Linked DNA regions of Homo sapiens: all the other regions are linked to region 1. Evidence: read pairs that join two places in POLR2A ChIA-PET (ENCODE). Cell type or tissue: MCF 10A. All regions are shown on one strand.

Evidence for each region. ChIA-PET counts read pairs that join two places held together with the same protein. Peaks named below come from ENCODE experiments on the same cell type or tissue, not always from the same donor. Only the 100,000 strongest peaks of a DNase experiment are listed, where the experiment ranks them.
Region 2: POLR2A ChIA-PET joins it to region 1 with 74 read pairs; 5 of 35 experiments call an interaction of 5 or more read pairs at or near these places.
Region 3: POLR2A ChIA-PET joins it to region 1 with 23 read pairs; 2 of 35 experiments call an interaction of 5 or more read pairs at or near these places.
Region 4: POLR2A ChIA-PET joins it to region 1 with 20 read pairs; 2 of 35 experiments call an interaction of 5 or more read pairs at or near these places.
Region 5: POLR2A ChIA-PET joins it to region 1 with 52 read pairs; 2 of 35 experiments call an interaction of 5 or more read pairs at or near these places.
Region 6: POLR2A ChIA-PET joins it to region 1 with 26 read pairs; 10 of 35 experiments call an interaction of 5 or more read pairs at or near these places.

What each region holds. Positions count from the first base shown.
Region 1 is chr18:31,445,766-31,449,765 of GRCh38, reverse strand. DSG3 (desmoglein 3) reads right to left here and starts at 2,025. Exons shown (of 16, transcript NM_001944.3): 1 at 1,841-2,025. The coding sequence starts at 1,888. In MCF 10A, no CTCF peak of the experiment used is centred here; DNase peaks (open chromatin) are centred at 415 and 2,045.
Region 2 is chr18:31,510,181-31,514,180 of GRCh38, reverse strand. All of the region lies in intron 1 of DSG2 (desmoglein 2), which reads right to left. Among named protein-coding and RNA genes, the nearest start is that of DSG2, 14 kb to the right of the region's middle. RefSeq lists an enhancer at 2,858-2,927. In MCF 10A, no CTCF peak of the experiment used is centred here; DNase peaks (open chromatin) are centred at 440 and 1,510.
Region 3 is chr18:31,256,683-31,260,682 of GRCh38, reverse strand. LOC105372049 (a long non-coding RNA gene) reads right to left here. Exons shown (of 4, transcript XR_001753388.2): 4 at 1-1,256. Among named protein-coding and RNA genes, the nearest start is that of DSG1, 59 kb to the left of the region's middle. In MCF 10A, no CTCF peak of the experiment used is centred here; no DNase peak of the experiment used is centred here.
Region 4 is chr18:31,322,871-31,326,870 of GRCh38, reverse strand. It overlaps DSG1 (desmoglein 1), which reads right to left. Exons shown (of 15, transcript NM_001942.4): 2 at 255-290. Among named protein-coding and RNA genes, the nearest start is that of DSG1, 6.7 kb to the right of the region's middle. In MCF 10A, no CTCF peak of the experiment used is centred here; a DNase peak (open chromatin) is centred at 1,610.
Region 5 is chr18:31,239,714-31,243,713 of GRCh38, reverse strand. The region is part of intron 1 of LOC105372049 (a long non-coding RNA gene); the gene reads right to left. Among named protein-coding and RNA genes, the nearest start is that of DSG1, 76 kb to the left of the region's middle. In MCF 10A, a CTCF peak has its summit at 1,555; DNase peaks (open chromatin) are centred at 1,673 and 2,063.
Region 6 is chr18:31,495,880-31,499,879 of GRCh38, reverse strand. DSG2 (desmoglein 2) reads right to left here and starts at 1,703. Exons shown (of 15, transcript NM_001943.5): 1 at 1,584-1,703. The coding sequence starts at 1,628. RefSeq lists a silencer at 1,504-1,973 and an enhancer at 2,174-2,313. In MCF 10A, no CTCF peak of the experiment used is centred here; DNase peaks (open chromatin) are centred at 1,339 and 1,729.

The DNA of each region.
Region 1 (4,000 bases):
TTAAACAGCATGTGTATGTAAAATTTTCTTGAGTGGAACCAAATACATGTCATTTCATAGTTTCCTTTATGACTAGAATTATAGGGACATTGTGCGGGGGTTTTTTAGTTTAGAGAAGGCTCATTAAATCATTCATTTACTCATTCTTCAAACAATTGCATGTCCACTCTAAGACAGATATAATAAGCATTGAGAATATAAAAATAAAAATTAGCCTCAATATAAGGATGTCACAGTCACTCCAGAATCAGAGGAGTAATTGAGAGTGTCCTATATGTCAAATTAGAAAAAAAAAAGAATCCCCCTTAGCTTATGGTGGCCCAATCCTATGTCCTCATGGCAATACTATCCCGACAGCCCATGCTGCATGGCCCCTAACTTCCTGAGCTTTGCCATTGGCTTGGACATAGGGGTTATCAGACCACCTGGGGTTCAGCCCAGACATTTCCCATCTGGAAAGGTGGGAAAGTCATACAACTGTCACATTTCTCTTTAACAACATCCTCCTTTCAAATAAAATCAGGTACTGAACACAGTTACATTGTCGTAATAGAAATAGAATCTTAGAGGCTGGGTGCAGTGGCTCACATCTGCAATCCCAGCATTATGGGAGGCCGAGGTGGACGGATCCATTGAGGCTAGGAGTTTGAGACTAGACTGGTCAACATGGCAAAACCCCATCTCTACTAACAATACAAAAAAATTAGCTGGCTGTGGTGGTGCACGCCTGTAATCTCAGCTACTCAGGAGGCTGAGGCACGAGAATCACTTGAACCCCAGAGGCAGAAGTTGGAGATCGCACCACTGCACTCCAGCCTGGGCAACAGAGCCAGACCTTGTCTCAAAAACAAAAACAAAAACAAAAATCTTAGGGAGAGCTAAGAAAGTCCTTTCTTGAGATCTATCTCCCTGTGACTTCTTGAAGTCCATTTATCTCAATTTTTTTCATGAAGAAATGAGGTAAATTGATGCCTAGGCCAACCCAGCTTATCATGGAAACCATACAAATTAGCATTAGGAATTGTTTTGACATTCATTTTTAAGGTATATTTAACTATTTTGATATCTCCGTGTAACAGATAATATTGTGACTTTTCTTTTTTTTTTTTTGCTATAAGAACACAGTTAAGGAGTAAGTTAGTCTGTAACATCCAGGTTTTAAACAGTCTGTAACATTCCGTTTCTCTTTTAGATAATACTATGTACGACTTTCTCAATCAACAGAAGTATTACTTTTCTGAAAAAAATGGCTTTAAAATGTTGTATGTCTTTCCCCCCATCCCCAAAGGCTGACATTTTCTTTTGGCACATAATAGCTAAACATAAATACTTACTTAATAATCCTCCCAACTTCTCTAGAGTCAAACACTGCTTTGATTTTAATTCTGCGATTTTTTACTTTTAAAAGCGTGTCAGGTATCAAGCCCAGGCGTGTAGAGTTCTTAGCTATATGCTAAGAGACATGTAATCTTGGAAAATAGAAGTGGCTCCTGTGTTCTTGTTTGTGGGTTAGAAAAACTAGTAAAAGCATAACTTTAAAGAAAGTGAAAATGTTGTGGAAAATATAACCTGTGATTAAGATTACTTAATTCATTAACTAAAAAAAATTCTAAATGGTTTTTAAAACTCATTTCTTTCTGGTTTATTTTTCTATGTAAAATACAACATAAAAAACAACAAAAGAAGGAAATTGGTAATCTTCACGATTTCATTTCAAAGTGTTGATTTCCACTGCACTCCTTTTAGAATTTATAATAAAGATTGTGCAATCAAATATAATATTCTTTAACAAGGGAGGAAGCAGGGAAGTTTGTGATTATTAGGAAAATCCAGGACTTACCACGAAGATGGCCAGAGCCCCTGTAGTTCTGGGGAAGAGCCCCATCATTGTCTCTGATTTCCCTGGTGAAAAAGTCCAAGTGAGCCGCTGCTTCTATCCTGCCAGCCGTCTGCAGTTGATGTCTAAGAAAAGCCCTCTGCAGCGTCTCTGCTGCTTTCCGAAGGAGTCTACAGATGGTCTGTTATGCGGTCCCTCCCCACCCTAAACCAAGGGTAGGTCTCACCAGAAACGCTTGCATCACCTTTGCTCCCAGGTAAAAACTTAGCCACACCTCGATTCCTAAAGCAATGAAATCCTTTGTTGGAAGCTGAAAGAAAAGTTCACAGGCTAAAGACAAAGTTTAATAGGAAGGTACCAGATGAATAATAAATTAATCATGATGTGGAAGTGCAAAAGCTAGTCCGGACTACACTTTGTCAGTGTTGATGTCTTATGGCTGAATCTAGTTGACTATGGTTACAATGAAAACCGAAAAGCAAAGCAAAACGTACAAAATCCCCCAAAATCTAACTTGTAAAAGAGCATTTATTTTCAGCCTGAGTATGTGTGGGTAGATCTAAAGTTAAGCAAAATGTAGATGTTAAGCAATGATATATTTTATTGAAAGGCACTAAAAATATGAAGAAGAAAAACATCCCATTAAGCAACTATGAATGTAGGCTTTGAATAAAAAAAAAAAAAGAAATAAAATTGAACAGTTATATGGTGCCTTGAATATTTGAAATATATAAATAATGCGTTGCAAAATTACTCTGATAATACTCAAATGACATCTTTTATACTGTATTTCTTTTCATTTATAACTTTCAAAAAAGCCTAGATTGCCTAATAAGGTAGATTATCTTGGTGCTCTTTTCATTACTCAAGACATTTTCCCCAGTGTGGTGAACCTGCTTGCTGTTACATACTCGGAAGTGCTTAAATACTTCGACTCTAACCCAAGATAAAGCAGAGGGGAAAAATTACCAGCCCCATTTTAGCTACTTTGCTTATAACATTAGAATTTAAAGTACTTTTTACAGTTTCAGAAATATTGAAAGAAAGGTTTGGTAGAAGAGCAATTTTATCTTTGCAAGTATTACACATTAGGTTTTAGAAACCACTTAATCACAGTTTTTTTTTTGAATCGGGGTCTCGCTCTGTCGCTCAGACTGGAGAGCAGTGGCGCGATCTCGGCTCACTGCAACCTCTGCCTCCCGGGTTCAAGCAATTCTCCTGAATTGAGGAGGCTGTCTCCTGCCTCAGGCTCCCGAGTAGTACAGAAAATGAAACATTATTCTTATTTATTTATTTATTTATTTACTTACTTACTTACTTGAGACTGCGTCTCTTTGTGTTGCCCAGGCCGGAGTGCAATGGCGCGATCTCGGCTCACTGCAAGCTCCGCCTTCCGGGTTCAAGTGATTCTCCTGCCTCAGCTTCCCGAGTAGCTGAGATTACAGGCTCCCGCCAACTCGCCCGGCTAATTTTTGTAGTTTTAGTAGAGATGGGGTTTCACGTGTTAGTCAGGATGGTTTTGATCTCCTGACCTCGTGATCCTCCTGCCTCAGCTCCCAAAGTGCTGGGATTACAGGCGTGAGCCACCGCGCCAGGCCAATCACAGAGTATTTTAAGCAGAAAGGACTGTGTAGTCTAGGAGTTAGAAAAAACATCTTGTGAACAAAATTTTGTTTTTGTTTCTTTTTAAATTGTGGTAAAATATACATAACATAAAATCTATCATTTTAACTATTTTTAAGTGTACAAATCAGTGGCATTAAATATATTCACATTGTTGTGCAACCATGACCATTACCACTCTTCATTTCCAGAAAAGTCTTGGTTTTGAAATAAAGACTTTGTAAATAAAGTTTTATTGGAACACAGCCATGCCCATTTGTTCATGCATTGTGAATGGCTGCTTTTGTGTTGTAACAACAGAGTTGATATGGATAGAGACTGTATGGCCACAAAGTCAAAAATATTTTCTTGTTCTTTACAGAAAAAAAGAAAAATTGCTCATCCCTGAGTTTTACCATATATCTTAAATGGATTTGTGACAAATCTGATGAGTGTTGATGCTAATAGAGAAATAATTAGAGAACCCTTAAAATCTGCTTCCACTAGGAAAGAAAATTTCAAAAGATCAAATTTGGTGTTCTCTGTAGAGTTCCCACTAAA
Region 2 (4,000 bases), 64 kb before region 1:
GATTAACATTGGTGCATTTAGTTAATGCACTGTTAACTAAATTCCATACTTTATTCTGATTTTACCATTTCCCCCACTAATGTTCTTTTGCTGTTCCAGGATCCAATCTACGATTCCACATTGCATTTGGTGATCACTTCTCCTTTATATCCTCTGGTCTTTGACACTTTCCCAGTCTTTGTTTCTCATGACCTTGACGGTTTTGAGGAATACTGGCTGAGTATCCTGCACAGTGTCCTCCAATTTGGGTTTATCTGTTGTTTTTCTCACGATTAGATCAGTATTATGCATTTTTGGAAAGAACATCACAGAGCTGAAGTGCCCTTTCTGTCACACCATACTAGCTGGTGTGCAATAGCCACATGACACCACTGGCTAAGGTACTGATTGCAGTTTCTCCGTTGTAAAGTTACTATTTTTCCCAGTCCCTATTCCATTCTTTGGGAGTGAGTCATTAAGTCTAACCCATCCTCAGGGCAGAGGGAAGCGGGGAGGAGATCCTGCCAGACAAGATGCTTTAGTCTGAATTTCCTTATCTGTAACAGGAGAGTAATACATACTGTGGCAGACATTTTCAATTGTCTAGCTTATTGGCATTTTCTCTCATCTTCAGTGTTCATAAAACTCTACTTTGTACTCTCAGGTAGACCCTGCCTAGCTCATGGAGCTGAATGACTGGCATGACAAAGCATGGTATGTATGCCCATTTACTTTGATATTGGCTGGTTTAGGCATAAATGTGTAAGAGAATTTTGGTCAATGAGGTATCAGGAGACCCTACAAAAGATTCTCCTCACTGATTAGAAGAGAAGCACATGCATAACCTTCCTATTTAAGTGCCTCTGGAGACTGTTGAGTGAGGAGGTGACATTTGGAATAGCTACAGCCATGCTGTGACCATGAGGGGAAAGCTAATGAAATGCTAGAGAAGCCAAACTGAAACCATAAAGGCTTTAAGTTACAGAATCGTTCAAATTTGGACCAACTCTCTCTCTAAACTTTTTCTTACGATTGATATTCAACATTCTTTTCTTTAACCTAGTTTTAGTTGGGTTTTGTTACTTGCATCTGAAAGCCACCTAACTAGGATACATCCATTTTGCAGGGCTGATGTGCAAATTAAAGAAATATATGAAATGTAACTATTGCAGTGACTGGCATTCAATAAACAGAATTTATGAGACATTTCCTCAATTCTAAGTTTTGCATGGTCCTTATCTTAAAATTTCTGCAAGTTTGAATTAATTCATACCCTCAATTTCCTGAGCTTGTAGGATATGTTAAGTAACACAATATTCTTACCCTGTTGGATGCTTACATACTGGGGAGACAAAGACAGACCAGGTTTTGATAAGAGCAATAAAAAAAATTAAAGCAGGGTCAGGATAGTAGAGAGTGACTTGGAAGTGTGGGAAAACTCTCAGAAGGGGCTGCATCTGCACAGAGACGTGAATGGTATGAGGAAGCCAGTCAGGCAGAGCCCTGCAAAAGGAACGCCCAGGCCATGCGGTGGTGAATCAGTGATGATGATGTCACAGGGATAGGCCAGTACCCAGTCAGGGAGAGGACTTTGGGTTTTATCCTGAGTGTGAGAGGAAGCCACTGGAAGCTTTTATGTTTGGAAATGATACAACCAGTTTATGTTTGAAAAAGCTCGCTGGTGCTACTGTATGGAGAACAGGCCATAAAGTGGCAAGAACAAATGTATAGAGACCAGACTGTAGTCATTGCATCATTGCAGAAGCACGTGCAATACATAACACTAGCTTAAACCCTGGGAGTTGCAGTAAAGATGAAAGAAAGTAGATATCTCCAGTGTTTATTTTGAAGGCAGAGGCAACAGAGACCTGTGAATGGAATGAATGAGGGCAAATATAGATGACCCTTAGAATTTTGACCCGGAACACCTGGGTGAGTGAAGGCACCATTTCCAGAGATGAGACAGAATGGGGAGAGGGATGGGGTAAGCTGAAGGTGAGGCAGGAGACAGGGGTGGTGTTGAGGGAGGGGTGAAATGGGAGGTAAGAGCCGTTTTTATGTGTTCTGTGTGAATGGCCTTTTGGATATAGGAGTTAGTAGCTCAGAAAAGAAGTTATGCCCGGAGATAAAAATTTGGGAGTCATCAGTCGGTTTTAGTTAAGGAACTGGGATGCATATTAGAGGTTTTGTACATCTTTAATGTAATGTTTCTTTTCTTCTCTCAAAAGGCTGGTATTAAATTGCTGAGCATCTAGGGAGCCAGCGTGACACAGGCAAGGCTAATCTGCTGTGAATTGGGACAGCGGCTATCAGGGGGATCGTAGGGACTGAAGGGAGCACAAGGGGCCTTCTGGGATGCTGGCAATCTGTTTCTTCACCTCGTTACTGGTGACATGGTGTTTTCAGTTTGTGAAGATTCAGTGCACTCGTGATATGTGCACTTTTCTGGATGTATGTTACACTAAAACATCAGAAGAATTGATGTGCATCTTAAAGTCAAGGTTGTCTTGGAATCTAGGTAAGAGGGTTCTGCTATCTGCATTTTTATAGCACGTATTGCAGTAGCATGCTTTTAGTAAGGTGTTATGGACTGAAATATTTGCTTCATTCATTGTACAAAAAAAGAAAAAAGAACTGCACTAACATTTTGTCAATTGTGGAACTGTCTGTTTATTTGACTGAGCAGTTAAGATCTCAGCCACTGCTTTCTAAATAATTTGGATCTGGTTCCTTAAGATCCTCTATCTCACAGAACACATTCTTAATTTAGACCAATCGTTCTCCACTAGGGGCAGTTTTGCCCTGCCCCGCTCCTCCTGCCACTGGGGATATTTGGTAATGTCTGGAGACGTTTCTGGTTGTCAAACCAGGGTGGGGCTCGAGGTAGGGGAGATAAATGCCAGTGGCATCTAGTGGGTAGAAACCAGAGATGCTGTCAAACATCCTACAATGCACATGATAGCCCTTACAACTAAGTGTTATCTGGCTGCAACTGGCCAAGTGCCGAGGTTAAGACACCATGGCTGCGTTTCTCTGATTGGAAGCTACTGTAATAACCAGGGTCAGGACAGTAATACAAGCTGCAGAGGACTGTGGAGATTCTGTACATCTCTAGTGGGTAGTATACTGCAAGTAACATGACTGGAACAAGCAGAAACTCTCTGCCTTAGTCCTCCATTCCCACTCCCTGGCACTTTTTAAAAAACCTGTCCACTCTGTAAGTTTGAGTCACCTCCTGTGGGGATGCTGTGAAGAGGTTTCAAGCATGGGAGGGGTGGCTGGACAAAATGGCCAATAAGGTTTCCTCCAAACACTAAATCTGTGACTTTTTTTCTCACCAGGAACTTGGTGACAGAAAAATGTCACCTGCAACATGACTTTAAGACTGACGAGGAAAAGTAAGCTGCTAGTTCCTGTATCCAAAGCAGTGTTTTCAGATGAACCAAAAAATTCTGCAAAAGCTTTTCTAATTTGCTAAACTCTAAAAAAAGTATTTTATTAACTAGTTTTGCTGCTTTGAAAAACATGTAAAAAATTTTTCTACCATTGGATCCTGCACATCTTATAAAAACTGGACTTCCTGGTATCTGGCAAAAGATTTTTTTTTTTTTCCTGCAGAGGCATGAGGGAATACCAAACACCATCAATCAATGTACTCTTTGTTTTCAAGGTCAGCACTTTTAGAAAAGACTTTCTGTTCTGAAGTCACCTTGATGAGTTTAAACAAGAATCCAGAAGGACTCATGAGTCACTGGATGACAGCTCCTCCTGGCTGACAGGTTCTCTGTCAGAAGTCTTTCCTTTAAAGTAGAGAATCTTGAAGTGTTCAGTGGTTTTATGGTGAGGTGATCCCTTAAACTTTAATAGATCAGACTAAGAGATACCTTATTAAAAATGGATGTAGAGAAATACAAATTAGTTTAAAACATTATTTCAACTTTCAGTCACTATAATGGCTTCTAATGTCCATTCAGCGAGAAATTACTAGAAGGTAAGCAGTGTGCTCAACGGACTATCTTTA
Region 3 (4,000 bases), 190 kb after region 1:
ATGGCTAGGCTGTTTTGAACTCCTAACCTCAAATGATCCACTTGCCTCAGCCTCCCAATGTGCTGGGATTACAAGCCTGAGCCACCATCCCCAGCTTTCATACGTAGATTTTTCTGCTGCTCTCCCCTTTGTTGGATCTCTTGCTTCTCAGGTCCCATGATTTCTGTTTTCTTGACTTATTTCCTTGTGAGAGAGCAGCTTCCAAGAAGAGGTGCATTGCAAGTAATCATTTTGAGACTTGACATACATTATAATGATTTTATTTACTCTCACACTTCGTTGATTGTATGATAGATATCAAAGTCTAAGCTAGAAATGAATTCCCCTCAGAATTTTAAATATATGGCCCCATTATCTTTTAACTTCTAAGACTGTGTTATTTACCATTATTCTAACTGAAGTAACTCAGGAATGGAAAATCAAATATTGTGTGTTCTCACTTATCAGTGGGAGCTAAGCTGTGAGGATGCAAAGGCACAGGAATGATATAATGGACTTTGGGGTTTCTGGGGAAAGGGCGGGTGGGGGTGAAGGATAAAAGACCATACATTGGGAACAGTGTACACTGCTGAGGTGATTGTGGGTGCATCGCAATCACAGAACTCACCACTAAAGAACATATTCACGCAACCAAACACCACCTGTTCCACCAAAACTATTGAAATAAAAGTTAAAAAAAAAAAGATTTCCTTCTTCAGTCTTAAAAATATTAAATAAATATATTAAAAAAGAAAATTGTGTCATTTAGTGGCATTTTGTCAAGAAGAATAAATACTTGTGTTCAAACTCCAATATTTAACCTTTTTAGTTATACTACATTGATTTCTTGTTCCCTCGAGTGCTTTGTACCTGCTCAAGTATGCTTGATTGCTTGTTAAGGCCAAGACGTAACACACTGATTTGTGCTTCAGTGGGCATGAAGCACATTATTATTAACATGAATAATAATTTTGTTATTTAAAAACAATTTTTTTTTGAGATGGAGTCTCACTTTGTTGCCCAGGTTGGAGTACAGTGGTGCAATATCAGCTCATTGCAACTTCCGTCTCTTGGGTTCAAGCGATTCCCCTGCCTCAGCCTCCCAAATAGCTGGGATTACAGGCGTGTGCCACCATGCTGAACTAATTTTTGAATTTTTAGTAGAGATGGGGTTTCGCTGTCTTGCCAGGCTGGTCTTGAACTTCTGACCTCAGGTGATCCACCTGCCTCGGCCTCCCAAAGTGCTGGGATTACAGGCGTGGGCCACCGTGTCTGGCCTAAAAACAAATTTTGATATTGGAGCATTATTGCACAACTGAAAAAGAAAGTTAATGAGTCAAGAGAGTTCCAGAAAATATACAGAGAACTCTGAATTACCAAAATACTTTATGCTGTTCTATTTGAGCAGTTACTTAGTTTTTACACTTCTTAATTTCAAGATGATGGCCTAAAATTATATGAGAAGTTCTTTAGTTCTGAACATACGTTATTGAAACTTTCTGAAACTAAAATTTCTGAAAGACTAGTGATAAACTTATTCGTTGTAGAAAAAGTTCTATTGTAAAATCCTTAATTATACTCCACGTATGAAACATAACTTTCAATAATACATTTTCAGCATTTAAAACACATCCTTTAAGCTCATTCGTGTACCTTATAATTGTTCACATATGCAACTGATTGAAATCCCCTAAGCATCAGAATGAACCTAAAGATACACAGCTTTTGGCAAGCCTAGTAATTTCTATCTGTATCTCAAATATAGTACATATATGAAACTAAGCTTCTTTCAGTTAGCTTTAAACAGTGATGAAATTACTTGAGATGAGACAGAAAAAATTACATTTATAGGAATTCTTTGTGAAAAGGAATTTGACTGTGGGAGGAAAACAACAGACATACCACAGGTTGAATATACCTGAAATCAAACCTAAATGATGGTAATGAGATTAAAACAATTGTTAGTGTACAAGGGTAAAGATAGAGAGAAAGCAGACAATTGTAATGACGTTTTGGAAGTTAGAAATCAAATGGACAAGTGGAAGTTGAAGCAGTAGATGACTGAGAGTTGAAACCAAAGTAGATGCATTCACATCTGAAAACCTAAAAGGCCTCATGGATTGGAGACAGATACAGAGGGAGACGAGAATAAGGTTGAGAGTTAATTATTGCAATAATTAGTACCCTAACTTCCAAATTCTGCACAGCTGATGGATGTCCCTGCTTTACCCAAGAAGATTAGAATGTTACTCTCTGGAGAGTAACTGAGTAAATCTCAGAAAGACTCTGAGCTTGCAATTACCTCCATGGTGAAATGGGTTAAATAAATATAGGTATTTTGAATGCTAAGATCCTGACTACTTTGCTTCATTAGCTCAAAGATGTTGACTGCCAGCATTATTTCTCCAAGGCAGAGAAATGAAAGATTCTTTTGTAGAAAAGAATCTGGGGTACTCAAATGTAATATCCTAGCTAGATTGCCCAGTAACAAAGTCCACAAATTGACATTCCCTGTTCATGCACAGTGCACTTCTATTCAGCTTTTTCATTGCTTCATTCTTAAATATGAATGGCATCAAACTTCTTAGCAACTCTGAACAATAGAAACAAAAGATAAATGTCTTTGAAATACTTAGAGAAAATGACTACCAACTCGAAATACTATTCCTAGACAAACTGTCAGTTTAGTATGGATGATAAAGGATAGAATACAGACATCTTCAGATATTCCGTGTCCTCAATTTTTTCTCTCATGTGTCCTTTTGTAGGAAGCTAGCAGAAGATGTCATGCATCAAAATGAGAAATAATCTTTAAAAAGAGGATGACATGGGATCAAAAATCAGGAGTTCCAACACAAGAGAAGAAAATAATCAAGATGCTGCTTAAAGGAAGATCAAGGATGACAACCAGCTTAGAGAACAACCATTCAGATCAGCGGACAGAGGACTATAGGAAATTTGTCCCCAAGAAAAAATAATAGGCTACTGAGATATTTGAATAATGTACATTTCTTCTGGAAATTTCAGGGGTGATAGTATATACAAATCTAAGAAAACAAATAAATAAGCGAGCAGAGAAAATCATGCAGTGTCAAGCTGCACAAACTTCAAACTCAGCATACGTTAAAAGCATGTGTTAGAGTTGGTTGTGTATAATATATCTAATGGCAAATTGGTTTAAAATTGAATATTGCAAAATTGGGAATTATTCATATGAGCTTAAAAGTGTTGTCAAGATTTTAGGGAAGCAATCCACTGTCCTCCTTCATTCAAGGACTTGTTTTGTGCTCTCTCTGCCTGAAATGCTCTTCCCCAAGATGTTTGGTTGACTTACTGTCTTAATCATTCAGGTCTTTGCTCAAGCATCACTTCTTTGCTTAATTTATTAAAAATAGCACCGGCTATCACTTTTAAAATTTTTTCTCTGTTTCATTTTCTTCATAGGACATGTTAGTTTTTAAAATGACACTTAAAAAACTTGTTTATGTCTTGTCTGTCTCTTTTCTGTGTCCCAGACCTTGAAACATCTGGCATATGGTAAGTGCTTAGTAAAGACTGTGGATTAAATGAACCCAATGGGCGGTGAGCTTCATGACAGCAGAGACTGTCTTGTTCACTATTGTATCTTCAACCTCTCTTCAAGTGTCTATAGTTATAGGTAGCAGGTATAGGTATTCCAAAAACACGCATTGGTTGAATGAATAAATGAATGAAATCAAAGATGAGGTTTCTCTTAAAATTTTTAATGAAAATGTTTTGCGACACTTGGGGATTTCATACAATTAAAGAAAAGTCATTTTTTTTTTCCAATGGAGTTCAGGGTGAGTGATAAATTCTTCTCTCCTCCATGGTGGACCTCAGATTCTGAGCTGCAAGCTCCGAAGGTGTGTAGTGTGTAGTGTGTTCTCTCACACCTCAGTGAGCAAATCCAAATAAACATGATCACTAATATGGTTAAAAGGAGATGAGTATACCTCAGGGCCAATACCAATTCATAAGCCTCATGGAGTTCTTTTCATGA
Region 4 (4,000 bases), 120 kb after region 1:
AAATGACAGCAATAAAGAAATGGTATATATTAATTTGAATTCGTAATTCAAATTCCACTGAGATTTTTGGAAGAGGTTATAATCTCAGAAATAGAGGATGTTTAATTGGGAAAATTGGTAATTTTGGTAATCTATTAATTTTAGCATTATATGAACTTGACTTATGAGAATACATTTTCTTCAGAAAACATATTGTTATTCTCAAATTATTTTCTTGTTTAAAAATTTGGAAAAATGGATTTGTTATATATTACCTGGATTCGGAATTCACTGTTAACTTCTACCACCACCTGTAAAAAATAAGATAATCACACTAGTTATTTTTTAATTAAATGCTTTAAAATTTATATTATCCAGTTACTTTAAAAACAACATGAAACCATAGGCTTGTGAGTCATTAAAATTATTTTATCAGCCAAATAGCAGGTGGATTTGGTTTATGTCTTGGGTCTGATGATGATGCTAAGAATTTTTGTTTTTACCTTTCAATTTACTCTTCTTTTTATTACTATTATTTTGTACTTGTATTTCTCCCTAAATAAGAAATTTTTAACTTTTAATTGAATTTATTCAGAATTGCAAAGTATGAAAACTTTATTTGTATAACTGATATAAGAAAATTATAGTTTACATTTAAAAATACTAACAGTAGTAATTTAAAAATATAAAAAAGTTCTTTTTATAGTTAATTTTAATTGTAGCATTAAAGAAAATATGAACTTAATGTCTCTAAGTATCTACTTTAAAAAAATTGCCACAATAGATAATTCAGAAAATAAGTATTTATGATCAATATGAGAAGTATAAAAAGATAATGTTTTTATTATGAGAATTACATATCCATTGTGTATCTAATATTAATAATTATGATTGTTATTACTCTTATAATTTGTTAAATAATAGCTAGGTATTAGGTTATGTATTTATGTAAATCTATGCACTTAATCTTTACAACAAATACATGTGGTCACCACTAATACTATCTCCATTTTACAGATGAGGAAATTGAGTCTTGGATATTAACCTATGGCTAAATATAATTCAATACAATTTAGCATAAATTTTCACTTGAGCTGTGGGTTTTACAATAAAATATGAGATAGCCTATTCCCTCAAGTAAATTACTACTAAGAAAAGCATGCTACAAAGAATTTATATTGCAACTTCAAGAACTCAAAAAATTCTGATTTTAAACTAACCTATTATCCTTGTGATTGGTGATATTTACATACGACAATAGGAATACAGCATGAAGAAAAAAAAAAGAAAAGTAAATGGCCCAAATTTTAAAACATGTAACTGAAATGTTATCTGTAGAGCCCATCTTGGGTGCAGAACTGAAATGATGAAATGGTGTTCATGTAAATGCATGCTCCTTGCTGCCTGTGAATTTATGAACACTTTTCCCTCTCTCTTGTTTGTGAGTGTGGGATGGGAGATGGGCATACCTTATTTGTGTGTTTGAAAGCCATTTCTTCATAGCTACAGAATTGTGCATGGATCTGTTATCTGTTATTGCGCTTCCCTTACTGCATTGGAGCGCCAGTGCTTGCTGTTTGTTTTGGAAAGCTATGCAGATGACTAAGAAATCTTTCCAGCTTTATGAAGCTGGGTCACTCTTTTTCCCATGAGAGACAATTTGGGCAGAAGACCAAGTAGCTTTCACCATACAGTCAGACTCTCAACTGGATTTGTAATCTAAAAACCGCCAAGTCTGCTTAAAAATGTGGTGGGTTGGTGTAAGCTTATTTTCTGTTGCTCAGAGTCTAGAATAAACTCTGATACAAAGTCACTCTTGGACTTTCAAAGGCAAAATAGTGAAATCTGACTCTTGATAGAGTTGGAAAATCTTCAACGTATTTCCCCAATTCTCTGAACTTTAGTTTTCTCACTTGTAAAATGACAAGAGTAGACTAAATTTTATACAGGTAACTTTCCAGCTGTAATATTAAATGCCTGTGTGCAGTAGGAAAATATTGAAGTATTTAGATGTGAGAAGAGCATGATAAAATTGTGGTTTTAAAGCTAACTCTGACAACAGTTGGTAGGACTAGTGGGAAGAGGCAGTGATTACAGACGGTGAGCAGTTGAGGGTCTCTGTATCAAAGCAGACTGGAGGTGAGAAGGAGGTACGCTGGAGCAGAGACAGAGGGAATGGATGGGGAAAGATCAAGGGATACTGCAGCATAGCATTGGCAGGGCTTGAGAACAAATGGGATGGGGGTGTTCGAGAGAGGGAGGAAGCTCAGGGGATGGCAGTTTTAAACTGTGGGATTGGGAACAAGACAGTAATAGAATTTAGCAGATTAGAACACATTGAGTTTGAGATGCCAGATAATGCCTGGGTGAAGATGATCAGCAATTGGAAACATGGATCAAAACTTGAGCAAAAGTTCAAGCTGGATATGTAGATTTGAGGTAGATCTGCTCAGGCAGGATAGTTGAAATCGTGAGAATTTGAAATTTCCAAAGTAGAGGATACAGTCAAGAATCAGCCTGCAATTGAGGATAAAACTAGAAGAGTTCCTACATTTATAGAACTAGGAACAACGACAACAAACAAACAAAAAAAAAAAAAAGGAAGGAGAGGGCCGGGCGCTGTGGCTCACGCCTGTAATCCCAGCACTTTGGGAGGCCGAGGCGGGTGGATCACGAGGTCAGGAGACTGAGAACATCCTGGCCAACATGGTGAAACCCCGTCTCCACTAAAAATACAAAAATTAGCTGGGCGTCGTGGTGCGTGCCTGTAGTCCCAGCTACTTGGGAGGCTGAGGCAGGAGAATCAATGGAACCCAGGAGGCGGAGGTTGCAGTGAGCCGAGATTGCACCACTGCACTCCTGGGGACAGAGCAAGACTTTGTCTCAAAAAAAGAAAAAAAAAAAAAAAAAAAAAAGGAAGGAGAGAAGGAGTGGCGAAAGAGAGAAGGAATGGCGAAAGAAACAATAGGAAAATATAATGCATTATAATGGAGGTCAGAGGAAAAGGAAAACGGAAAGACAGATGGGGTTGAAAGAGATGAGGTAAAAAAGTTGAGCAGAGTGAATTCTGAGGAAATCCTGAGGTTCTGAGGGACCTTCAAGAGAATATTTTTAGCTGGATGGAACATGCACTTGCTTGACAGCAAGGGATTAGGAAATGAGAGGAGGAGAGGAGGACATAAAGATGGTCACTTTTTCAAGACATTGGTGATAAAAGGGAACAGAGGGACAAGATAGTAGCATTTTTTTTTGAGAGAGGGTAACCTAAGGATTTTTGAAAGTTAAGATAGAAGCTAGGAGGAGATTTTGATTTAAAAGAAGAGATGTTCAGCAGGAAGATTCTCATAGAAGTGTTGTGATAGGGAGAGCAGGAGAGAATGGGCAGAAAAAGAAAGGACCTCAAAGACAAAGGCAAGGAAAGATAGAGATTAAAATCGATCAATTAGGAAAGGGAAATTGGAAGACATTGTACTAAATGACCTAGACTTTGTCCCTGGAGTAAGGGTGAGGTGGATGGAGATTAAAATCAATAAACTGGGGAAGGGAAATTGGAGGACACTCTCCTAAATGACCTAGACCTTGTCCCTGGAGTAAGGGTGAGGTTATTTTCTGACAATTAGGGGAGAAGTTTGGATTCCCAAATGAGTTTGGAGTCTGTGCTATGGAGGCTGTGATGGAGATTTACCTAGAGATGAACACAGAGGTTATCAGGCTGACTGAGTATATCTCAGCTGTTTTGCCCAGTGGATAGGGACTTTGGGGTAAGTCATTAAATCAATCTGTGCTCAGTTTCCTCAGCTGTATATGAGACTAAAAGTCCCCTCTAGTCCTAAAATTCTATGAAAACAGTAAATAATTCACCTGAAATACATCCTCAATGAGTTTCCCCTTCATTTCTGTTTTAGGAACCAATCCATTTATGTACTTTTTAAAAGCTACAGGAGACAAAATCACAGGCTAATTTTAATAAATCCCCAATTACAGTAATTTTTAATGTTTTCCTTTTTAATATTGAAGTTCA
Region 5 (4,000 bases), 210 kb after region 1:
CACTTCGGGCTTTTCAAATGAATTCAAGTTAGAAGGTATTTTAGAAGTCAAATCAGTCTAAGAGCTTATCGGCTAAGGACAGTATGAAAATCAGGAAACCTTTGAGTGGTTTTCAAAATGAATTTCTTACAGTCTCACACTTAGAGACAACTAAAATATAAATTATTTATATGTAAATTGTTCATTCCCCTAGCAGTACCAGTGTTTTCAAGGGAACTGTTGTGAAGACACTAGAGCTTTCAGGGTTCTGGTTTACATCCCTGTAAAATCTGTAGAGCATTGAAAACCTGTTATTTGTAAAACACTCCACAGTTGATTCTGATAATCAAGTCCTCTTTTCAAGAAAGTCTGTTGATTTCTATTTAGAGAAAAAGGAGAAATTAAAAATAAAGCCAACAAACAGCCAGGACCGTCTTAGGGGATTTAACTCTTTATCTCTTTCCCCTGTTGTATGGTCTGCACAGCAGTTAATACTTTCTGAAATCACCTTGCTTTTTACTTGTTCCTTCCCACCCCCTCACCCATTGTATACACTCCATGAAAGCAGAAACATTGTCTCTTTTACTTTGCGCTAAAGTTTGTTGAATGAAAAAAAAAAAAAGACTTCAGAAAGCACCTCTATCCAGCATAGCTTTCATACCTTAAAAGACATAAATCCCTGTACATTTAAGTGATTTACAAATTTTCCAAAACCACAATAAATGAATGAATCAGGATAAGAACCTGGGTCTCTGTGCAGCTCAAGTGTTTGTTATTGTGTGCTAGTTAGTTTCAGGTGGTCACCTGCTCAAGTCCATTTGTCTAGATAGTATTAATTGATTGCCAATAAGTCAGGCACCTCATTAGGTGTTGTGATAAATACAAAAAGTACAATAACACTCTTCTTGCCTCAAAGAATTTATTATCTAGTAAGTACAATAAAACCTGTCCACTGAAACTACTCCCCCAAATCATTCCTCCTCCTACGTGAATAAAATCACTGAATCTTTGGCATGTTCACCAAAGACACAGCAATTAGGCACTCATATTTTGGCAAAGAGTCAAGTGTATTGTACAGTCTATAAAAATCCACTACCAAATTAATTCACCTGTGTGCCCTTTACCCAAGATATTGGTACATGTCACTATGGGAACATGGTTAGAGAGCTCTTTTGATGGAATTGCTGGATGTGACTTCTTCTAGGTATCTACACTTGACCATCTTTTGTCACAGAATTTGCTAATCCCCAAATAGCCACCTTGAGGAGGGGAAAAGAGGGGAACTAGTGCAAACAATAAATTAAGTTTTTATTTCTAAGTGCTTACCCAAGGCCTGAATCTTTCTAATGACTTCAGGAATATACTTGTTAATACAGGGCAGGCAAAAATTTCATGTTGTCAGCAAAACTTTGATGGTATCAAAATAAATATGAGTCATGTAATTTCAGCTTTTGAAGGTGGGGTCTGAGAAACTAGAAAAGATTTCCTGACTGGCAGATAGTGAGACAGCAACAGCCCCCTGGGAATGGAGAATCCCGCATCTCCACCTCCATCCAGTGCAATTGCAGAGACCACCGCCAGGGTGCCTAAGGCTGGTGCATTGAAACAAAGGAGATTCTTTTTCCCTGTCAATATTCTGAAGCTGCATGAAACAAACACCTCTTTTGTGACTCCTGCAGTCTCAGACAGATCAAAGCTTTCAAAAGGAGGTGTTGCTGGACAGTTTCATTGCTCAAGGCTAATGATTCACCTAAGAATCCACCCAGGAAAGTTGCTAAGCTGGTTTGCTGGCTGTTTGGTGAAGACTTTTAAAGAGATATTGCCACATTTGAAGACAGAATTTTACTTTACATAAAAATTATACATACAGAGGACGGCGAAAAGACAATTTATATTCTGATAAAGTAAATGGGATTTCTTTTAATTTTCATCCTTAAAAACTATATTTAAAAATGAACTGAAGAACATGATATAACTTTTCCTCAAACATCCCATTCAAAAGGTAGATTTAAAGTTTCTCTGTATGTGGTGCTATTAAACTCTGAATAAATGCAGATAAGTTGGAAATATGCCATTTGTTACTGTGGGAAAATCATGACAAAATATTACTCAATAAAGCCCTGTTTGGAGACTGTACACACAGGTGTGGGCACATGCACACCATCAACAACCTTCCTTATACTGTAAAAACCAAAGCATATGCATGCTTGATTTCTTAAGTATTATTCTTACTTGAATATAATTTGCTTAGACAAAAAAAGAGCTAAGAAGTAAATCCTTTTACAACCATCATTTCACATGGTTTTCTGGGAACTTTCATTTGGCAGGAATTCTGTGCCTTCATGTATCTTTTACCTAAATCTTAAAAGGAGAGGTGTAATTGAAAAAATACACCCAGCTATTCGGGAGGCTGAGGTGGGAAGATCACTTGAGCTCGAGGATTTGAGGCTGCAGTGAGCTAGGATCATGCCACTGCACTCCAGCCTGAGCAACATAGTAAGACCATGTCTTTTACAAATAAAAATAAGTAAAGAAAACAGAAAACAAGTAAATTAAAATTTTGACATGATTTTTAAAGGCTCTTGGCTTAGCCCCTCTCCAACAGGATTGGATTGGATGCTTACTTTACTTGTTTCCACAGCTTGTGGTGCCTTTATCTGTAACAAGGGCCACAGCATGGTGCCTGAAGCAGGAAGTGATCCAGCCAATGGTTTGTTGCATGGATTGCTAACTACCTCTAAAGCTATTTTCTTTATAGCATGTGTTTTATGAATATCCATACTACCAAATAATAGCTGTAAAGCCTATGGTAGAGTGAAGTAGAATAATCTGGGTGATCTAATAATGACGTCAACACTTGACACTAAAACACTACCATTTGAGCCAAGTGTCATGGCTCTTGTCTGTAATTCCAGCACTTTGGGAGGCTGAGGTGAGCGGATCGCTTGAGTTCAGTTTAAGACCAGCCTGGGCAATGGTGAGACCCTGTCCCTACAAAAAATAAAAAAATTAGCCAAGCATGGTGGGGCACACCTATTGTCCTAGCTACTCAGGAGGCTGAGGCAGGAGGATGACTTGAGCCCAGGAGGTCTAGGCTGCAGTGAGCCATGATGGCACCACTGCATTACAGCTGGGGCGATGGAGTGAGATCCTGTCTCAAAACAACAACCACAACCAAAAAAACAAACACAAAACCCCTAAGCACTACCAATTTGAGATTGAGGTGTGCAAGCAAATTCCTTCTTTAGTATGTTTAAATATTGTCGTAGACTCAAGTTAAAAGATAAATGGCATGTATTTGTAATCCAGAGTGTCCAGGCACTATACTTTGCATAAATATGGTCATATTTAATTGTTGCAACAAACCTCCGAGGTGTCATTCCTACCATTCTACAGAGATGAAGAAACTGAGACTTAGAGAAACCTCCTAGTTAGTAAATGGGAGAAAAGACGGGATTCAAATTTGAGTCTGTCTGACTTTAAAGGCAGTGCACTTTACATATAGCTAGTAGCATTTTTAGTTATTCATATCTTAGTGTGAATTATTTCATTCACACCTTAGTATGAATTATTTTATTGAGACCTATTTTCTGCTGGATACAGATGCTCCTCAGTTTGCAGTGGGGTTATGTTCCAATAAACCCATCCTAAGTTGAAAATGCATTGACTATAACTGGCCTGCTGAACATCATATCTTAACCTCATCTACCTTAAACATGCTCAGAACACTTAATTGGCCTACAGTTGGGCAAAAATCACCTAACACAAAGCCTATTTTATAATAGAGTGTTGAAAATCTTATGTGATTAATGAATATTGTACTGAAAGTGAAAAACAAAATTTTTGTATGGATACTTGAAGTACAGTTTCTACAGAATGCATATTGCTTTCTGTCATCTTAACACTGAAAAAACCTAAGTCAAAACATTCTAAGTCAGAGACTGTATGATGTATCAATCTCCCTGAGAAAAGGGAGTTTTGAAGAAAAGAAAAAAGAGTGGACAATTTTAAAGAAGAAGGT
Region 6 (4,000 bases), 50 kb before region 1:
GTCGCTTTCTAAAGGAGATGTTTATTACTGCCCAATAAGGTAAAAGTATCAAATTGCTAAAATGAAAGATATGCCTAATTTGCTTACCTGCTACTCTGTGAGTGTACAAATTGGCCTGATTGCTACATTATTTGAAGATTAAAGGTCATTTATTTTCATATATGGAAAGAATATGTAACTCTCAAAGTAAGCTAGGTGTTACATTAGCTTGGGATTCTCCTTAAACAAGGAAACATCAAGGTGACAGGATTAGTTGTTTTGCCAGCCCAGAGGCTAAAAACGACGTCCCAGATCACGTCTTAGAAAAGTTTTGTCAACAAAATGAATTTTCATTGAAAGTTACCTCAAGGACACGGGGAAAATGAAATGGATAAATAGAGCATGAAAATGAACTGTGTGCTAGGCCTGGACGCCCTAATTATCATGCTCTTCCACCTGAGAGTTCATGGAAATCTCTAGACTGGATTCAGTCACGCCTTTTTCCGTTTTGAGACACACACACACACACACACACACACACACGATTTTCTTCCACATCCCACCAAAACTCGAGGATAGAAGGGCTCATGTTTTGGAAGTTAGAACTTTGAATATAGTGAATGTATTTGCATTTTTAATTATTACGTAAGAAAACTGAGTATGATTTTGCATCTAATCTCTGTAAACACATATTTGTGAACTCTCTGGAAGGTGAACTCACACCTATATTTGCAGCATAACTGTCACTTTATTAAAACCCCTTTAGTAAACCCCTATAAGCGAGATACATACGTGCAACCCCTTAAACAAACAGAAAACCAACAGTTTAAAATCCAATTTGAGCAAAAGAACTCTAAATCCAGGGACTGAACGTCGTTTCCGGGAGTGAGGGGTGGGGCGTGGGGGAGGGGGCGCTACACTTCCATTTTCTGTAACCTTTTAAATGAATAAGGCTTCAAACTATTACATATGTTTATTATCTTTAATATTGGAAAACTTTTGAAACACCAACTTCATAAACTTTAAGTTAAAACTATATGTGGGTGATCCACTTAAAATTAAGCTTTGTAAATTACACCTTTTTAAAAAATTTTTAGCCAACTTTTTGCACTCTAAGAATACAAGTATGTTCCTGGTTTCCCCAGTTCACTGGCTTGTGTCGGCGGCTAGAGGAGCTGGGGAATCCTAGGGAAATTTAAGGAACGTGGAAGAAGCGCGAGGTTGTTCCCTATTGCCTCCACGTTTCTCGTCCCAGAGACTCTCAACAAAGCCTCCGACCCCCAGCAATGGTGTTCCCCGCCCCAGGGCTCACTACACCCACACACCACAGAAAAGGGCGCTGGGGCCTGGGTGACGCGGGAAGGAAAACACAACTTCGATAGGTCGCAACTTACTCTCCTGGCTCCAGCCAAGAGGATTTTCCGAAGCCCCAGGTCGGATCTCGCCGCAGCCTGCCCGGCCCTTTTCCCCCCTCGGGCAGCAGGAAGGAGCGCCGGGCAGGTAACGCGCACAAGGGCGGCGGGCAAGTCTGGTCGCGAGGTCTAGACCTCGCCTACCGACGCCCTCCCCGGCGGTGGCTCCCCTGTCCCGCTTGCGGCACTTACCAGGAGAAGCAGCAGGGCGTACGCGCGTCCCGGGCTCCGCGCCATCGCACCCTCGCCTCCGCCTCCCGCCGCCGCACCGCTCCGCGCCGCCGCCTGCCCCGAGCGCGCACTCGGCTCCTCCCTGGCCCCGGCCTCCCCCCGGCCCGGCCACCCTCTCCCTCCCCGCCCCGAGGGCTGTCTTCCCGTGGCGGTTGCGCGGCCCAGCCCAGCCCAACCCAAAGGCGCGGCTCCAGGTGTGGCCGCCGCGAGAAAATGGAGCCGGGGGCCGGCCCGGGCCGCTTTTACAGAGGTGGGGAGTTCAGCAGAGGAGGGAGGCGCGGGGTGGACTCCCGCCCGCTCGCACTCGCACCTGGGACCGTGACGTCCTTGGGTTGGGGACTGTGGGTGGCAGGCCCCGCCCCGCCGTTCTCTCCTTCCCGACCCCCTACTCTCTGGAGAATGGCGGGAGGAGGGAGCCTCCTGGCGGGGCTCGACCTGGGTAGCGCGGGTCGCAGGGCCCCGGCCCAAGGACAAAAGCTCCACGGAGCAGAGTCCTGCGGGACCAACCGGCCCAGTGGCTGCGGGGCCAGGCCGCCCAGCACCGCCCAAAGGTCCCGCACTTTGTGATTGTGCTTTGGGCCCGGAGCGCAGGTGTCGCTAGTGACATGGGGACCCGTGTCCTCAGGAAAGCTGCGACCGCGGTGCGTTCGGCCCGCTCTCCTGGAGCGGAGGTTGTGGAGCAGAATTTCAGGTGGCTGTCTCCCCAAAGGCTGCTCTTCCCTATGGCCCTTCACTGCTTCCAACAGGTTTGCAGCTTATCTGGCTCAAGGAGAAACAATCACCAGAGGTCAAAAAGGACAATTCTTGGGCTAGGAGAAAACTCTAGGGTGTTACGGGAAATATATATATTCTTTGAAATGATTTACAATTTCTATTACACCACTAGCTAGATCAGAGGCCCCGCTCCAAGAGTGACTAGCTGAGTGGCCTGGACTAGCCTCTCTGGGCCCCAGTTTCCAGATCTGTCAAATGGAGTTAATAGCGACCAACGCACGGGGAAGTTTTGAGAACGAAATTGGAAAATCTTAGGTAAAGCATTCTGCAGTGTCTAGAACTTAAGGGTTCAATAAATAATTGTTAAAATTAGAACAACGTGATTGCGAGGTGAGATGTTAAATTGACATCTTGAAAAGCAGAAACTTAGTATGGGCATCCAAACACTAGAATCAGCACCGGATTACGAAACTTCCAAGAAATGTAACGACTGAAAGTAATGGACGAGCCTATTGTTCTGTGCGAGAAAGGCGCAAGGGGAGAAGAAAAGACACACACACCATACTTTTAAGGGTAAACAACCTTTATCCCAATTAAATGGCAACGCGGATATAATAAGCAAATGATATAATAAGCAAATTGCAATGGGAAGGGGAGAAGGAAAAGATATATTTATAGGTACACTCACCAGACTGTGGAGGATTCACCACCACACCGGGAAGCAACAGCCTGGGCTCCAGAGTCGGACACTACACTCACCAGACTACAGAGGATTCTCATGAAGTTTCCTCATGGTCTGGGACCCTAGCTCTTATCGTAACAAGTTGTTTGGCATGAGACCCAGTCACAAGGGCCCTTCCCGACTGGACTCAAGGAACACAAAAAGGTCAACTTGTGTTTGCGATTGTCTGTTGTGTTTCAATAACTAACAAATAGGAATTTAAATAGAGATTTATTTGAAACAGCGCTCGATGAATTCCTCAAGGGGCTCACACCACCTGTTCTGGGACTTGGTGGCCATTGTTTGTGTCCATGTTCAATTGAGTTCAAATTTAATATTTAAGTTTTCCTCCACATTCGGCTTCAATCTGATACTCAATCGCAGGAAAATACCCCTACAGATACATGGGGAAGGCATAGTTGATAGAGATTACAGATACAGGGTAAGCACAGGAGAATTAAAAGCAAAATTAATAACACACCCATCATGGCTTTGCAAGGAGAGTAATATTGTGAGAATTGTCAGGGATATACACATAACATCCAGTGCAGTAAGGTGCAAACCCCTCCTTGGGCTGCAGTAAGCATATCTAATGCCTTTCCATTTGCAACACAACAGTACATAGCTGAGCAAATTCATCTGATAACAACATACATCCAGTGCTACTATCATTAAGAGCTTTTCTTAGAAGTGAGCTTAATGTTTTAATTTGTTGCTGAAGCAGGATTGTATCAGCTGCAGGGGAGAATGCTGTGATAGGATACCACCCCTACGGAGTCGGATGCATTCTAACCAGGGATGTTTGTAAGCATCTAGATTACTGGGGAGGGGAATATTATCCCGGATGGTGAATGGAATTAATGGCCACCCCCAAGTGCATATCCCCATCCAATATGGGGGCAGGTATCGCTACCCATAGGATCCGCATACCCAGAGGGCCCCG